3 separate regions of the Homo sapiens genome follow, and regions 2 and 3 are each linked to region 1. A link is a contact called in ENCODE Hi-C or POLR2A ChIA-PET data. All regions are on one chromosome and are shown on one strand. The core of a region is the stretch at or near the end of the contact, and the rest is flanking DNA. Distances in the headings are between cores, read along the strand shown. Region 1 holds the start of USO1 (USO1 vesicle transport factor). Region 2 holds the start of COQ2 (coenzyme Q2, polyprenyltransferase). Region 3 holds the start of LIN54 (lin-54 DREAM MuvB core complex component).

What was found. Hi-C counts contacts between places; a loop is a spot of excess contacts on that map. ChIA-PET counts read pairs that join two places held with the same protein, here RNA polymerase II (POLR2A). Pooled maps may share reads with other maps.
Region 2: a loop to region 1 is called in a pooled map, with 4 times the contacts of the local background. The contact joins the promoter of COQ2 here to the promoter of USO1 in region 1. A Hi-C loop is called at or near these places in 4 of 50 pooled maps.
Region 3: a loop to region 1 is called in a map of naive thymus-derived CD4-positive, alpha-beta T cell, with 7 times the contacts of the local background. The contact joins the promoter of LIN54 here to the promoter of USO1 in region 1. A Hi-C loop is called at or near these places in 1 of 168 maps with a recorded cell type or tissue (naive thymus-derived CD4-positive, alpha-beta T cell) and 10 of 50 pooled maps. POLR2A ChIA-PET finds 5 or more read pairs at or near these places in 1 of 52 experiments (RWPE1).

The regions. Positions count from the first base shown.
Region 1 is chr4:75,721,672-75,726,646 of GRCh38, reverse strand. It overlaps USO1 (USO1 vesicle transport factor), which reads right to left and starts at 2,070. Exons shown (of 24, transcript NM_003715.4): 1 at 1,762-2,070. The coding sequence starts at 1,827. It also overlaps a transcript of G3BP2 not described here. RefSeq lists silencers at 1,602-1,779, 2,114-2,283 and enhancers at 1,864-1,943, 1,040-1,959, 1,960-2,880.
Region 2 is chr4:83,282,028-83,287,002 of GRCh38, reverse strand. COQ2 (coenzyme Q2, polyprenyltransferase) reads left to right here and starts at 2,205. Exons shown (of 7, transcript NM_001358921.2): 1 at 2,205-2,491. The coding sequence starts at 2,239. RefSeq lists enhancers at 2,073-2,367, 2,563-2,802 and a silencer at 2,173-2,502.
Region 3 is chr4:83,008,380-83,013,354 of GRCh38, reverse strand. LIN54 (lin-54 DREAM MuvB core complex component) reads left to right here and starts at 2,532. Exons shown (of 13, transcript NM_194282.4): 1 at 2,532-2,871. RefSeq lists enhancers at 89-218, 1-711, 2,593-2,692 and silencers at 389-718, 2,443-2,522.

The DNA.
Region 1 (4,975 bases), core at 821-3,320:
AAAGAAACAGATTTACCGGCTTTCATCTTATGCTTTAAACAATTCTAACCAGACCTGCGCAGTTATTTTTTTTTTTTTTGAGATGGAGTCTCTTCATGCTGCCCAGGCTAGTCTCAAACTCCTGGGCTCAAGCGATCCTCCTGGCTTAGCATCCCCTTAGCTGGGATTATAGGCCTGTGTCACTGCGACTAGCTGCAGTTAATTTTAGTAATACTATATAAAGTTCCCAAAAAGTATTGAAATACAGGCATGAGCAATAAAGTGAAGGCTTTGAAGTAAGGTACCTCTTGGTTGAATCCTGGCTCTATTATTAGCAGTGTGACATTGGTCAAGTTACTTCACCCCTTTTTTTTTTTTTTTTTTTTGAGACAGAGTTTCGCTCTTGTTGCCCAGGCTAGAGTGCAATGGCACGATCTCTGCTCACCGTAACCTCCGCCTCCCGAGTTCAAGCGATTCTCCTGCCTCAGCCTTCCGAGTGGCTGGGATTACAGGCATGTGCCACCACGGCCGGCTAATTCTGTATTTTTAGTAGAGACGGGGTTTCTCCATGTTGGTCAGGCTGGTCTCGAACTCCCGACCTCAGGTGATCCGCCGGCCTCAGCCTCCCAAAGTGCTGGGATTAGAGGCGTGAGCCACCGCGTCCGGCCTACTTCACCCCTCTCAGTCTCATTTTTTGACTTTTAAGGTGAGAATACTCTCACCTATCTTGCAGGGTAGTTAACGATTAAAGCATAATGTGGAATATAAAGAGCTCAGCACAGAACCTAGCACAAGGTAAGAGCCTGACAAATGAAAGCTACTATATTATCCCTCAGGATCCCATTAACAAAGTTAGCCATTAAAGTGTTATACTTAGTCTCTTTTATGTAGATCTAAAATTCTTCTCAAATAAAAAGTTTATTTCAAAAAGGCATACACCCTCGATTCCATTAAACACTAACCAAACTTCAAAATAAGTGTATTCTAAACCTAGAATCTAAGCAACTATTAAATAATGTTTTCAGCGGCTAACCATTTTTTTTTTTTTTTAAATAACGCCGCAAATCATGTCATTAGGAGTTCAGGCAGAAAGCGGTGGACGTGTCCCCAAAGCAGTTTGAGCGCTTAAGATCCCTACTACGTTCAAGGTAGCATTTGCCAAATGATATATATTTGGGTGAGCCCGAAAAGCCGGATCTGAACAAATAACACCAGGCAGAACGACCGCTCTTCCAGTTGATGGGACAGGAGCAGGTGGATTTGTCCTTCAAAGAATATCGTTTTATTCTTAGCCAAATGCTCTCACCAACAGCTGGGTTTTAAACCTTCTCGCAGTTTTCCCCAACGCCCCAGTTTCAGACTGCGAGGGAGGGAGCAGGACTTCAGGCTCCTCTCGGCCAGTGCAGACGAGCGAAAGAGAAAGAGGGAGGGGCCCACGGCCCCGAGGGGCGTGGGAGGCAGTTCGGGCCAGCTCGGCCGCGCATCCGTCCCTTCCCGTGCGGTACCACCTGCGGACCACTCTCCTAGCCCGAGCTTCAGGGCCTACAGAGCTGCGGGGCGCGGCCGCCGTCAGTCCGGCCGAACGGCAGCAATGGGGACTGAGCTGGGGGCGTGATTGAATAACTCTGGGATTTCAGGAGCGGAAGGAGGGCAAAGGGGGAGGCGGCATGTGGATGCCCCCTCCATGGTGGGACGCTGGAGGTGACCTTCGGGTCTCCGAGTGCTCCGTCCCCGTCCCTGCCCGGACCCCTTCCCAAGTCCCAGACCCGCTGCTCCTCTCACCGTCTCGGCTTCTGTGTGCTGGGGTCCGGCACTCTGACCCCCCATTACCCCGCGGAGGAAATTCATCTTGCCGTTCAGCCACCAGGTTTACCGGCCCCTCCGGAAAAAAAAGAAGACAACTTCCCCCGCCCTCCGCAGGGCCTGGGCCCCAATCCCGCACTCTACACACTCCTACTGCTGCCACCACCGCCTCCAACTCGGCGGCCACTCCAGCCCTCTAAGCCCGGAAACAGCCGCCAGCAGCGGCCAAGATGCGCATGCGCGGGGACGTGGCATTACGTGGCGGCTCGAAGGTTGAAGGCAAAAGGGGAGCGGAGGCGAGAGGAACCTCTTAGCTAGGTTCCGCCGAAGCCCCACCCACTGCGCAGACCCCGCCTCCCACCGCAGGGGCACGCCTCCTACCCCCACCCTTCGCGGATTGATCCTGCTGGCCGCAGCCACCCACGTGGTGGAAGCCCGGCCCTGCAGGCTGGAGAGGATTTGATTAGACTACGCGTTTCGACTTGCAGGGTGTTTAATCGTCGCCAAGCGGGACTTACTGCAAGCTATCAAATCTGAGGTCTTATTTTGTTGAGTCGAAAGTGAAATTTTCCTTTGGCCAACGTGACAGGTAAGGCTTCCTGGCGCCTGAGAGGGTTCGCTTGGTTTGACGGTTTACTGGTACCAGCATTGTGGCTTTCTGATCCCGGTAAATTGCATTTCTTTACAGGGCTTTGTTTGGTGGTAAAAAGGGTTACTAGACACCCCTCATTCCACTGCCACTGGAGGGCGCATTTCTCAGCTCTTGCTCTTCAAACCTGCTGAAAGGAATTCCTAGATCTAAACACCAGGTACACCTCTATTTTCAAGTGTCGTCAGGAGGAAACCCATCAAACCCTACATTTAGCTTACTAGAGAAATACATTGTTCTGCTGTGTCAGTTTGGCGAGTAACATAATGTTTCGTTATTAACTCTCAACCCCTGTGTTTTCAGTTTTTTTTTTTTTAACATGAAAAATTGTCATTTTCTCTAATTGGTATGCCTGTTCCTTTGGCAGTGAGGTTGTCAGTACACATGCTTCTGGAATAGTCTTGTAAATTTCTTGAGGCTAAAAAGCACAGGTCTAGTTAGCTAACTGACTCATGCACCTCTCCCCTTGGATTCCCCACAGGTCTCAGATTCAGCATTTAAAATTGAACTCGTCATCTTTCCCTGCCTCCCTTAAAGAAAAAAAGTCAATATGCTGCTTCTACTGTGTGCGTGCCGTGCTCAGTAGTACCACTGTCCAAATAATTGCCTAAGCTAGACAGAGGAAGCTGGGAAGAATCTTAGACTCTGGCTTTCCACCCACACATGTCCAATCAATAGTCATGTCCTATCATTTCTATTTATAGAATATTTCTCAAATAGGTGTTCTGCTCTCCATCCTCTGTGCCTGTGACATAGATTATGTTCTTCTCATCATTTCTCATTGAGATGACAGCAACAGCCTCCTAATTAGTTTGTCTGCATTCAGCCCTGGCTTCCTTCCAGTCCAATCTCCAGTCCATCCTTGGGTGAGACTAACAACAACAAAACATCTGTTCATGTCATTCCTCTTAAAATCCTCCAGTTGTTCCCCATTCTGTCCAGAATAAAGTGCAAACTCCTTAGTTTGTCATACAGGCCTGTTATGATTTAGCTCCTGCCTACTTTTTCAGCTCCTGCCTCCCCCACATACTCTGGGCATTTTTCTCAGACCTGGATATGCCCTTCCCTTCCTTTCTCTTCATCAAGCAAACTCCTGCTAATTCCTTAAGGCTCAACTCTGACATCATTCTTGAAAGCTTTCCCTAAAATGTAGGTACACATCTATATGTTAGCACTTTGCAGTTATTGATACTGTATATGGTGTACATTGAATAAATGCTTGCTAAACCAAACTGTTAAGGGCAGGACTATGTTATTCATTTTATATCTCTGTTGCTTACCACTGTCTCATAAAAGGTGATATTGATGGATAAATGAATAAATTATTGAAAGAATATATGAATATTATACTAAGAGGAGGTTCCCTTTTTTTAATCTGTAAAGTGAAATTGTAGGGAAGACATCATAAGCTATGTGTTTCCTAGTGCCAACATTTTAAGCCTGGGCAACTTGGAGAATGGTGGGGTCATACTGCCAAAAATACTGTGCGCTAAGCATTGTCCTCTGCTTTAAAGCTATACACTTGACATTTTACCGTAGACATTTTCCATGGGAGCATTTTGTTGCAGCCTAAAAAAAGTAACCAGTAAATTACTCAGCATTTTTGTTACTAAGAAATGCATGCAAAGAACTTCACTTAAGCCCCTAAGCCTCACCCCTCCCTGAACCTCACTTCACCTTGTCCCTGAAACTCACTCTACCCCATCATCAGGAATGAGGCTCATAGACGGAGTGGGCCACAAATGTCTATTACTCCTCTTATTTAATAATTAAAAAGAGTGCCTTGACATTTTAGCAAAGTTGTTTAAAGGCACCAGCCTTGTCAAATGTCCTGTTTTGTTTTAAACTTTGGTGGGTACAGTAGGTTACTGTACTTCAGTGAGTAAAGTAGGTTACTATACTTTCGTGAGTGTAGTAGTAACAGCTTACTATGAATTTTCCCTGCATTTGACCTGTTTTCTTCCCCAGCAGCATCCCCTGCACAGGAGTGATGGACAGTTGGGTGCAAAGGTGATGAAGGTGGGATCCCCGAGGCATTGTCACTACAGAACAACCATGAAATAGACTCCTTATTTCAGAGGAAGAGTTACATATTAATCCACTTCTACTGATTTTGTAGAGGGAGAAAAGTCAGGGACTGTGTTGTATTCCTGTTTGCATCCTTTAATCATCTAGTATAATTCCTTTAATATGGTAGATGCTCAGGAACTACCTGAGTTAATAAAGGAAGAGAAAACTTGAACAAATTGTGACGGCCTGACTTGCACTGTTAATACTTCTGGCTTTCATAAATCTAAGCATTCAGGATAAGAGTCCTATGAATCATTAAAATACATATAATCAAAATTAAGAGTGATCTTTTTCTAAACCAAACCTGACAATAGATCAACGAACAAAATTCATTGGTTTGAAATTCATTTTTTCAAATTGCTTTTTTCAGTGGCCCACTTAACTTTCTAGTGGAAAACTCGCAAAAACAACGAAATATAATTGCATAAGATTGTTTTTTAGTTGGGGTGGTAGTAAGGTGGAATGTTGTCTATG
Region 2 (4,975 bases), core at 956-3,455, 7.6 Mb before region 1:
ATGAGTTCCTGCCCAATCCAAAATGAGGAATTGGCGTTGTGTACATGTACCCTAAAACTTAAAGTATAATAATAATAAAATTTTAAAAAAAAAGAAAGTCACTTCAAAAAAAACAAAAAACAAAATGAGGAATCGGAGCCTTACAGGCCCTTTTAGAGAAAGCCTAGTCCCTTCCTTTTCTGAAGAGTTTGCAGCAGTTAAATGGCTTTCCCAAGGGCATACTGTGCCTTGGCATTAGTCTAGAGGAGACTCCTGAAAGTTAGGGCTCTACTCTATGTGACTGTTCTCTTGTCCTACAAATTAGCAGAGTGACATGTGGGTACCCATCTCAGTTTCCTGTGCACTTTAATTGGACCAAATATCTTAGGATTGAATCACCTCTGGGCAGGGTCAGCATCATGGGTACATGTGCAGTCACCCAGGGCCTACGCTAAGAAGGACCTTGTACTTGGTTTAATGTCCTGCTGTTGCCATCTTGAAATTCTTAATATATTTTTTTAAACAAAGAGTTTGGACCTATATTGGAAAGTCATGGATGCAATACATGACTGATATTACACCCTTTTCAGGTTTGAGTCAGATCTAAATCATCTCCAATCTAACAACTAGGAGTGTTACTAAATTGCCTGCTGGCCTTTATTCTTTGCAGGCAGGAGAAAGGCTAGGTACCCCCTGCCTCATTGCACCAAAGTGGCCAGGCATCCAACTTGCTGTACTTGAGCCATGCAAGAAGTCACAGAATCATTGTACATGTTTTACAGAAAGGAGCCTAAAGACTAAGTCAACTTCCTAGAATATTAAAATCCAGATGAGTGACTTGCCTAGGGTTACTCAGTGAGAGGTTAAATGAGTTGATACATGTAAAGTGCCTGGCACACAGCGATATACAGAGTTGCTTATGAATAAGAGTACTGACCATCTGAGGCAGGAGGATCTCTTTAGCCCAGCTGTTCAAGACCAACCTGGGCAATATAGTGAGACCTCCTCTCTATGAAAAATTAAAAATTAGCCAGCCACGGTGGCTCGTGTCTGTGGTCCCAGATATTTAGAATGCTGAGATGGGAGGATCGATTGAGCCCAAGAGGTGGAGGCTGCAGTGAGCCATGATCCCTCCACTGGTCTCCAGCCTGGATGACAGAGCAAGACTCTGCTGACCAGACTTTTCAGCTTCAGGTTCTTAGCATCACACATGCTGGTTGTCTACTGATTACAAAAACTCCTTTGAAGGGCTGTCAAATTTAAAATTTTCACTTGTGTAATGAACATCCCTTAACCCTGAATGCGATTTTAATTTACAGTCTTGTATGTGGCCACTTGGTGCCCTTTTTTTTTTTTATGGCTAAACGTGTACGCAAATTCTTCTTTTGGATTCAGTAGGTTTTTCAAAGCTTTTTTTTTTTTTTCCTGGTACAACTGTTCCATATGAATAAACACTATCCTTTTCATTTTATGGAGAAAGCTGATAATAGGGTTAAATTATAGGGGGCCATTGTTTTGAACTAAGTTCCTGCACTAGGTCCCAACAGATCAGACTAAGAATCAAGAGTCACCCATGCTAAAGTTCCAAGTCACCAAACTAAAACTAAGTTGTATCTGACATTCTGAGAAGTCAGGAAAGAGAGACAACAGCCAATTTTCCAACCAGGCCATTTCAAAATGCAATCGTCATGACAATTAAGTTTCCTGTTTTAGTCCTTAACCTGGTGTAACCTAATGTTAACCAATCCGTTATTTCTCTGTTGTTGTTTCCCTGTCCCCGCCTCGCAATGAAAGTAATTTGAAGTGACCAATCCGCTTTTTGTTCTCTGCTTCTGCTTTCTTCAGCCCTTTTTCTGTCTATAAAGCCAACTTCCTCCGCTCGACTCTTTGGAACACTTATTCTATTTTACAGAATAAGGTGTTGCCCGATTCTATTTTTTGTTTGTTTCCTCAGAGACCCCGTTCTGAGTGTTGCCCGATAATGGAACCACAAAGTCAATCAAGATCGAGTTGTAAAAAATTACAACTAAATTTATTGTAATTTTTTTGCCTTTTGCCAATAGAAATCCCTTTTTCATTAAGTATTCCTCCCTAGAGTAAGCGACCACGATGACCCCAATTTCACAAGTAAGGATGAGGAAAGGTTCTGCCCACACCGCCGCCCAGCCTGGCAGACTAGGATTGCATCCTGCGGGTGCCACTGCGCATGCCTGCCGGGGAATGACGTCAATCCGAGCTCGTCCCGGCCTCACCAGCGCCATGCTGGGCTCGCGAGCCGCGGGGTTCGCGCGGGGCCTGCGGGCTGTGGCACTGGCGTGGCTGCCGGGCTGGCGGGGCCGCTCCTTCGCCCTGGCGCGTGCGGCAGGCGCGCCCCACGGTGGTGACTTGCAGCCCCCCGCCTGTCCCGAGCCGCGCGGGCGCCAGCTCAGTTTGTCCGCGGCGGCGGTGGTGGACTCTGCGCCCCGCCCCCTGCAGCCGTACTTGCGCCTCATGCGGTTGGACAAGCCCATTGGTGAGTGCGGGCGGGCGGGCAGCCCGGGAATTTGCAAGTAGCAGCCTCCGAGTCGGCTCCGCGGAGCTGTCCGCGGCGGCCGGCCGGGGCGTGATGGAAATGAGAACCTGAAAGCTTGGGCTTGGCTGCCGGGTGCCGTGCGCCCTGGGGCGAATCACCTCGGGACACTTTGAAATGAGAGCCTGAAAGCTTGAGCTTGGCTGCCGGCTGCCGTGCGCCCTGGGGCGAGTCACCTCAGGACACGCAGTCGGGACAGTCTCCTAAAGGACCCGCCAGTTTCACGTCTGTCTGCATCCTGAGCACCTGAAGCGGGCAAGATAATTCTCATTCCACAAACACTTGTTTAAATGGTGACTCAAGCGGAAGGTTCCGTTCTCGTGGCCCTCCTTCATTTATTAGAATGTTTGATCCTCCCCGCAATCTTGTAAGGCCCACAAAGACAATCCTTAAGACAGTTAAGACGCTGAGGAAACTAAGGCTCCTCGTCAGAGCCAGACCAGAAGAACTCTGTGTTTTGATGCTGAGTCGGAGCTCTTTTACCTGCATCACCCATAAGGCAAAGATTTAATTCATTTGAACGCAGCAGGGACAGCGCTTACGGACTGCCTGTCAGCTTACAATCGCCCCCGACAGAAAGATTTTCCTGACCTTCCTATCTTAATTAACACCTACCAACCTCACTTTCTATCGCTTTATCCGCAATTTTTCTTAATAGCACTCACCACTAACTAACCTTATGCGCTTGTTGATTGATTGGCTTCTCCAGTAGTGTTAAGTGAATTAATAAGTTCCTACTACGTTGTCCGGCCATAGAGATAGAAAAAGCTATGGAAACCCTTTGCTTTCAAGGAACTCTGGTCTAGTTGAAAAAGACTATTTGGTGAGCTAGGAAAATATGGATCAAATATGAGTGATACAAAAGCAAGTGCTACAGGAAAAAGAGAAATTACTGTGGATCCCTTGCTGGAAAGTTTCGAGAAGAAATTATACTCCAAAGGACAAGTTGATTTTGCAGAGGAGGGAAGAGATCTTAGTGCGGGAAGTACTTTTGCAAAGACCCAAGGGTGGAGTGTTAGAACACTAAGAATACGAGCCTGACCTGGAACACCAAGTGGGTGTGGAAAATGGGAAACGAGACTAGACAAGAACATATCTGAAGAAGCTGGATAGCGTGGAGGAAGAAGTGAAGGATGAACTCCAGCCAATCTAGATGATGACATTTGCCATTGCAGTGTATGGAGATGTAGTCAAAGGCCTAGGTACATTTACTCCACTTTTGCCCGTACAAGACCCGAATTAGGCCTTGCTTTTGGTATTCTAGATTTATGCACGACCTATTTGGGATTAGAGCACTAAGTTATAACAATCAGCTATCAAAGCATAAAAGCCTACTGAATGATAGGTACAGCCCTGCCATCATTGGGAAGCTGTGTATGACCCCCATGAGTTTTGGGGCCACATTCACGTTGAGAGGCATGCATTTCCAAGCCCAGTTCCAATCTGAAGCCTGGCTGTAATTCTGTTCTTGGAGTCTGTGGCATGGAGTGGCAGTGTAGCCTTATAGATGAACATCTGCCATTATTCCCATTTCCCCAGTTAAACCTCTGGCTTCTATCTTAGTGGCTGGACCTTCCGCCATGTAACAGAAGGCAACAAAGGGGTTATGAGCAAAACTTTGGAGCCAAACCTCTTGGATGTGAACCTCCACCCTGCTCATCTGAGGGACCTTGGATAAATTACTTCACCTCTCTGGGCATCCGTTTTTCATCTGTAAAATGAAGATACTATTAATGATAATATGGACGTTATGAGGTCACGAAAATTCATTAATATATGTTAAGTGCTTAGAACAGTGCCTGTCATAATATGTGCTGAAGAAATAGCCATTATTATCTTAGAAGTGGGGAATGGAGAAAATTGTACTTACAGATTGTGTATGTTTGGAAGATACCAGCCTGCATGGTTTGGTTCTAAATAAGGTGATCATTACAGGATTTTTCAGAAAACTAAATAGTACTATGTTAGAATTCGCTCAACAAATGTATTTTGAACCCCTACCATATGCCAGAAACAATAATTGACAGGAGTAGAATTCCAGGTTTGATAATTCTTTATTTAAATTCTTATTTTGTGGGATAATTATGTGTTCGTTGTTTTACTTTGTTGAAGTTATATCTTGTTACCTTCATTGATCAATAGTAGGTTTTCGTTGTTTTTGAGAAGGCAATACAGCTTCTTTCAAATGGGCTAAACTACCTTATTCCAGAAAGTGTCAGCAGGTGGCACTCTTTCCACCAAATTGGAAGTGTAATTTTTTGTTTTACCACGTTTATGGGTGATTATGTTGTCTTGAAGATCATCTGTTTTTGATCTGTCCATCACCCCTCAGAACTTGCTCATTTTATTTCATCTCCCATAGAGTTTTTCCCTTTTCTACAAAAACATTTCTTTTTGCAATCTACTTGTCTCTTGTCTTTGCTACCT
Region 3 (4,975 bases), core at 1,283-3,782, 7.3 Mb before region 1:
ACTGCAAAACTAGTGCCTAAAAACACAGTGACTTGGCATTTGTGACTACTGATCACCTCCTCACTCAAGCACATCAAACAGCGGGATATCCTGGAAGTCGCACCTACAACCCGGACTTCCTAACAAGGAAAGCTAGACGAAGGGACGGTCTCTCCCAACCGCAGCGCGATGCGGGTCCTCCCCCCATCAGCTTCAGTCCGATGGAACATTCCGTGCGATCGCTTTGACCGGGCGCCACTCGGCGTCACGTGGAACTGGAGCGCCCTGGCGGAGCCCGGCGGAATGACGCGGGCTTGGGTTGCCAAGGGGAGGGACGAGGCGCCGCGGAAGAGGCGGAGCGAAGGAAGCCGGCCGTGGGGCGGGGTGCGGAGCGCAGGGGCGGGCAGAGAGGGGCGCGCGGGCGGGGAGGGCCCAGCGTATTATGGGATGCGGCGGTGGAATGGGGCTGGGCGCGTGATTTTGAACAAACCCTGGTCTGTGTCTCGGAGGCGCCGCCGCCGCCGCTGCTGCTGGGAGCCCAGGGAGCGCCGCGCGACCAGGAGGCGGCGGCGCCGCCGGCTTTGGTGAGTGTCAGCCCCCGGGATGGGGGCTCCTGGGCGGGCTGGCGGGAAGGGGGAACCGGCCCCCGCTGCGAGTGCCTGCGCGGGCGGAGAGCGCTGGACCGCTCCCTCCGGGAGCCCGGGCCGGTGGGCCTTGGCGGGGAGCGGGAACCCGCCAGCGGGGTCCGCCGCGCCCCTTCCCTGAAGCTGGGTTGCGGGGGGCGAAGGATCCTTGGGGCTCGGTCTCTTCCCGTCGGCTCCCGAGAGGGTGGCTGTCACCCGGCAGGGCCAGCGCTCGGCCAGCCGCCTGCCCGGCGGTCTGGAGTAAGGGCTCCTGCGGCTGTTGACACGCACACTGCGCGACCCAACAAGCCACCCGTGGCGGCCCCAGGTTTCTGGGAACCGGTTTTGCTGCTGTGTCATTTTGTGCCAGTCCCTCCTCTCCCTACTGCCCGCCGCCGCGTTCTTCCTATGCCCCTTTGTACAGGCTCTTGTTCGTGCGTGTCCGTTTTCCTCGCGAAGCCCACCAGCCAAATGTCATAATGTTCCCGAGGTGCACGGGGGAAGGGAGCGGGCCGGGACTTAGCTTGGCCAGCAACGGTAAACAACCAAGCAGAGTGCGGATGGACGGGGCCGTCAGTGGGGAAATGAAGTTTAAAGATGAAGTAATTGAGAACACTTTATACTCTCAGCATCTGGTAGTCTGCATATAAAAACAGCAATTGGGGTGGGTGGTGGACAGCCCTTGTTGAAGGCTGAATCTACCGACTTTTATATGGAGTTGCCATTGAAACAAGGTAGGGAAATGAAATGACTTTTTCAACTTCAACTTCAACCTTACTCTTCCTACACTAACTTAGACAGTAGAGTGGCCCTGTTCGCAGCCTTGAAATTCAGTTTGCCCAGAGCTTATGTTGTGGTTGAATGATACAGAATTCAGCTTTTGGATGGTTAACTCTTTCTAAAATTGACAAAGGCAGCCAGTTTCCTTTTTTTTTTTTTTTAATGCTGATCTCTTCAGAAGCCTTGCAGCTTATGTTTTGTTATTTTTTAAATGATTAAGAATTACCTCTGTTCTCTTTTGGTTACTTATTCAACTGACTGATGACAAGAGCTGGTAACTCTTACCTACCTAGTAGGTAGCTCTAGGATCTTGTTCTGAAGCAAGCTGTTTATTTTTACTGTACAGAACAAATATATCAGCAGCAGATGGTTTTTTTTTAATTTGATGACTTAGATCCTAAAAAAACATTTGGCAAATAATTTTAGCTAAGAGTTATATTTTCAATATTTTAGAAATCGATCATTCATGAATGTTTCTACAATTAGTTCAATCATTTCAAATCTAGTTGCGCTTTGACGTCTTAAACCGATGACAGATTGGAAGTCGCAGTGTTCATGGACAGAAATGACCAGATAAATTAAGTTGGAGAGGAAGATAGCTCAGAACTTTATTTTTTTAAATTAGATATTTTGACCACTTCATCTGCATGAGGATTGCTGCCTGTAATTGACAAAGGTGTCAAAGGTCGAACATGCATATGGAAATAGCTCATCCTGTCAAAGTAGTTCTGCGGGTGGGGTAAAATGTCAAAGTTGGTGAATGACATTAAAGGTCTTTCACAGTGTTTTTAGTGCCTGAGATAGCCACAGTGAATGAAACGCATTCCACCATCTCTCTCAAGTTGCTGCTCTGAAAATGAAAGAGTTTGGGTTCTTTATTGTCCTTATGCCACCCTCCGCATGGCTTTTGGTCTTGCAAACAAAAATATGCCGGACTTGGGACCCCGCAGGTGGCGCGACTTCCTTTGGCGTCCCTGCGGGGGCCCGTGCTCCGCCCGGGGGTGAAAGGTCTCGGCGTAGCCCGTGTGCACTTGCACGGCCCTTGTGCGTTTGAAGGTTGGCGGGGCGGCGGGAGGCTTCCCCGGATATGTGGGTGTGCGCCTCCCGGGTGGGGCGGGCGGGGAGGGGAGGAGGAGGAAGGGGGAGGTTACTGGTGGTGGCGGCGGCGGCGGCGGCCCGGGCTCCGGCTGTCGGGGAAGCTGCTGAGCTGTGATGGTGATGACGAGGTGAAAATGGCGGATCTTTCGAAATACAATCCCGGCCCCTGACATACCAGAGGCGGCGGCGACGGCGACGTCGCCACCCCGGCTCCCTTCTCGGTCCCCGGGTACCCTGGAGCGCTCCAGTTTGGACAAACTGGGAAAGGAAGCTGCTGGCCAGAGCTATCGTGCACGGGCAAAACAAGCCCCGCCGGGGCTCGGGATTGCCCAGGACCTTCTGGAGCCCCTACCTCGGAGCCCGAGGGAGGAGAAAGCGGCAGCCGCTGGAGGTAGAGGAGGATGGGGTACCCGAGGGCTTCTCTGTCCGGAGATCTCTTTATTTGGGGGGATGGGGGTGGGTGGGGAAAGAATTGCGCGGTGGATCAAGGAATGACTTGTCCGGAGTGCGAAGAATCAGTAGCCTCGTCATGACATCAACATTATTCTTTGAGTGTTAAGAGGGCTCCAGTTTGCTCTTATACCTAAGGCTGCTGCTGAGGCCTAGAGGAACCGCTAGCACTTATCATGATTTCCTGATATAATGTTTAAAACAGCCACTCTGGCGGGTGTTGCTTTGATGGTGTTCAGCAGTTCTTGGGGTTGTACGTTTCTTTAGGGAGGCAGAGCATTGGCATTTTATCTGCATTTAAGATCTGTGTCTTAGATCCTAGTCTGTAACTTGTTGGGTTGTGGATGTTCACATTTTATAGAATAGGGACCAGTTTTGTAAGAATTAGAAAAAAAATTTTTAATGCTCTGTTATCCTTAGAGTAACTAACCTCTTTGCCCCTGCCATTTGGCATATAACAATTGAGATACTCTCAGTTATATTTTATACTCATGCTTTTCAGGGAAGTTCTTCTCTATACTCACCCTCCTGCCCCCGCCAACCTAGTTCATGAATTCAGAGAGTAAAGTTATGAAAAATTTTGCTGTAGATTTTATAATGCAAATGAAATACAGCTCTAGGAGCTCTCTTTTGGTCCTGAGTTTTACCTTCATTGTTAAGAAGGAGAGTTGCGATGGGGTGATGCAAGCATTTGTTGTGAGTACATTAAGTTGGGAAAAATAAATTGAGACCTCTGTTATTTCTAAATCACTAAATGCTGGAGTGATTAGCCTAGCCCTTTGTTTAGAGAGCTGGATTGATTGACTATAACAGCCACTGTTTTATTAGGTTATCTGAAGACCCATGTTAAGTTTTAGGTTATGCTGAAAGATCCGTAAGGAGTCTGTCTCCTTGCACACAACACTAGTGTTACAGAAAAGTTACATGTGAATCAAATTTTTAGGCTGGGCAAAAAAATTTTTATACATTAATTTGGACCCTATGCTTTTCCCCCAGCTTTTTTGGGTCAATGACATTGAGTGTATAATGAACAGAAGGATTAGTATTGAGGAATGCCCATGGGTAATGTTTATGATTAGCCCTAAATTTCCGTATTCAAATTGTCTACAGAGAGTATATGTGATATTATTTCCTTATTCAAATTGTCTACAAAGAGTATATGTAACACACTGTGCCATAGTGTGTCATATATCACAAATTTTGTAGTTTACTTAGAGGGGAAATATTTTGTGTGAATAGGTGTGTATAGTTTGTAGGTCTGGCTTTCACTTACTAGAAGAATAAGAGACCCAAAAAAATTTTTAGGAGAAATACCTTAGAGGTACTCAGAAGGTTTAATGATGACGATAATGATTATTTTTTAAAAATAATTTGTCTGATGCTGTATTATTCAGTAGGTATTTGGTTTTGTCTTTTTAAAATTACAGTTTTTATGTTGCAGTTATTTGACCCATGCCTTATAGCTGCTGACTCAGTAGTAAGACTAAGAATTTTAAAAATAATTAAAATAGGGAGATTAAAAAGCTTTTTCATTGGCTTTCTTTTAATCACAGAGGGCTATTGTCTCTTTGTGATTCTTTGTGATTGTCTTTAAAGACCAGTTTTCAGATTGTCCTGGTTAGAACAATTGTGTATTAATAATTAAAAGTGTGTTAGAAATGAAGCAAGAATTATACCACCAGAGATAGTCCAGTGTTCATTTTTTGGGGGAAGAGTATTATAGATTTTCACTACTTTTTCTTTATTTTTTTCCAAGGCAGAGTTTCACTCTGTCGCCCAGGCTAGAGTGCAGTGGCGCAGGCTAGAGTGCAGTGGCGCGATCTTGGCTCCCTGCAAGCTCCGCGTCCTGGGTTCACGCCATTCTCCTGCCTCAGCCCCCTGAGTAGCTGGGACTACAGGCGCCCGCCACCACGCCGGGCTAATTTTATTTGTATTTTTAGTAGAGACGGGGTTTCACCATGTTAGCCAGGAAGGTCTCCATCTCCTGACCTCGTGATCCACCCACCTCGGCCTCCCAAAGTGCTGGGATTACAGGCGTGAGCCAC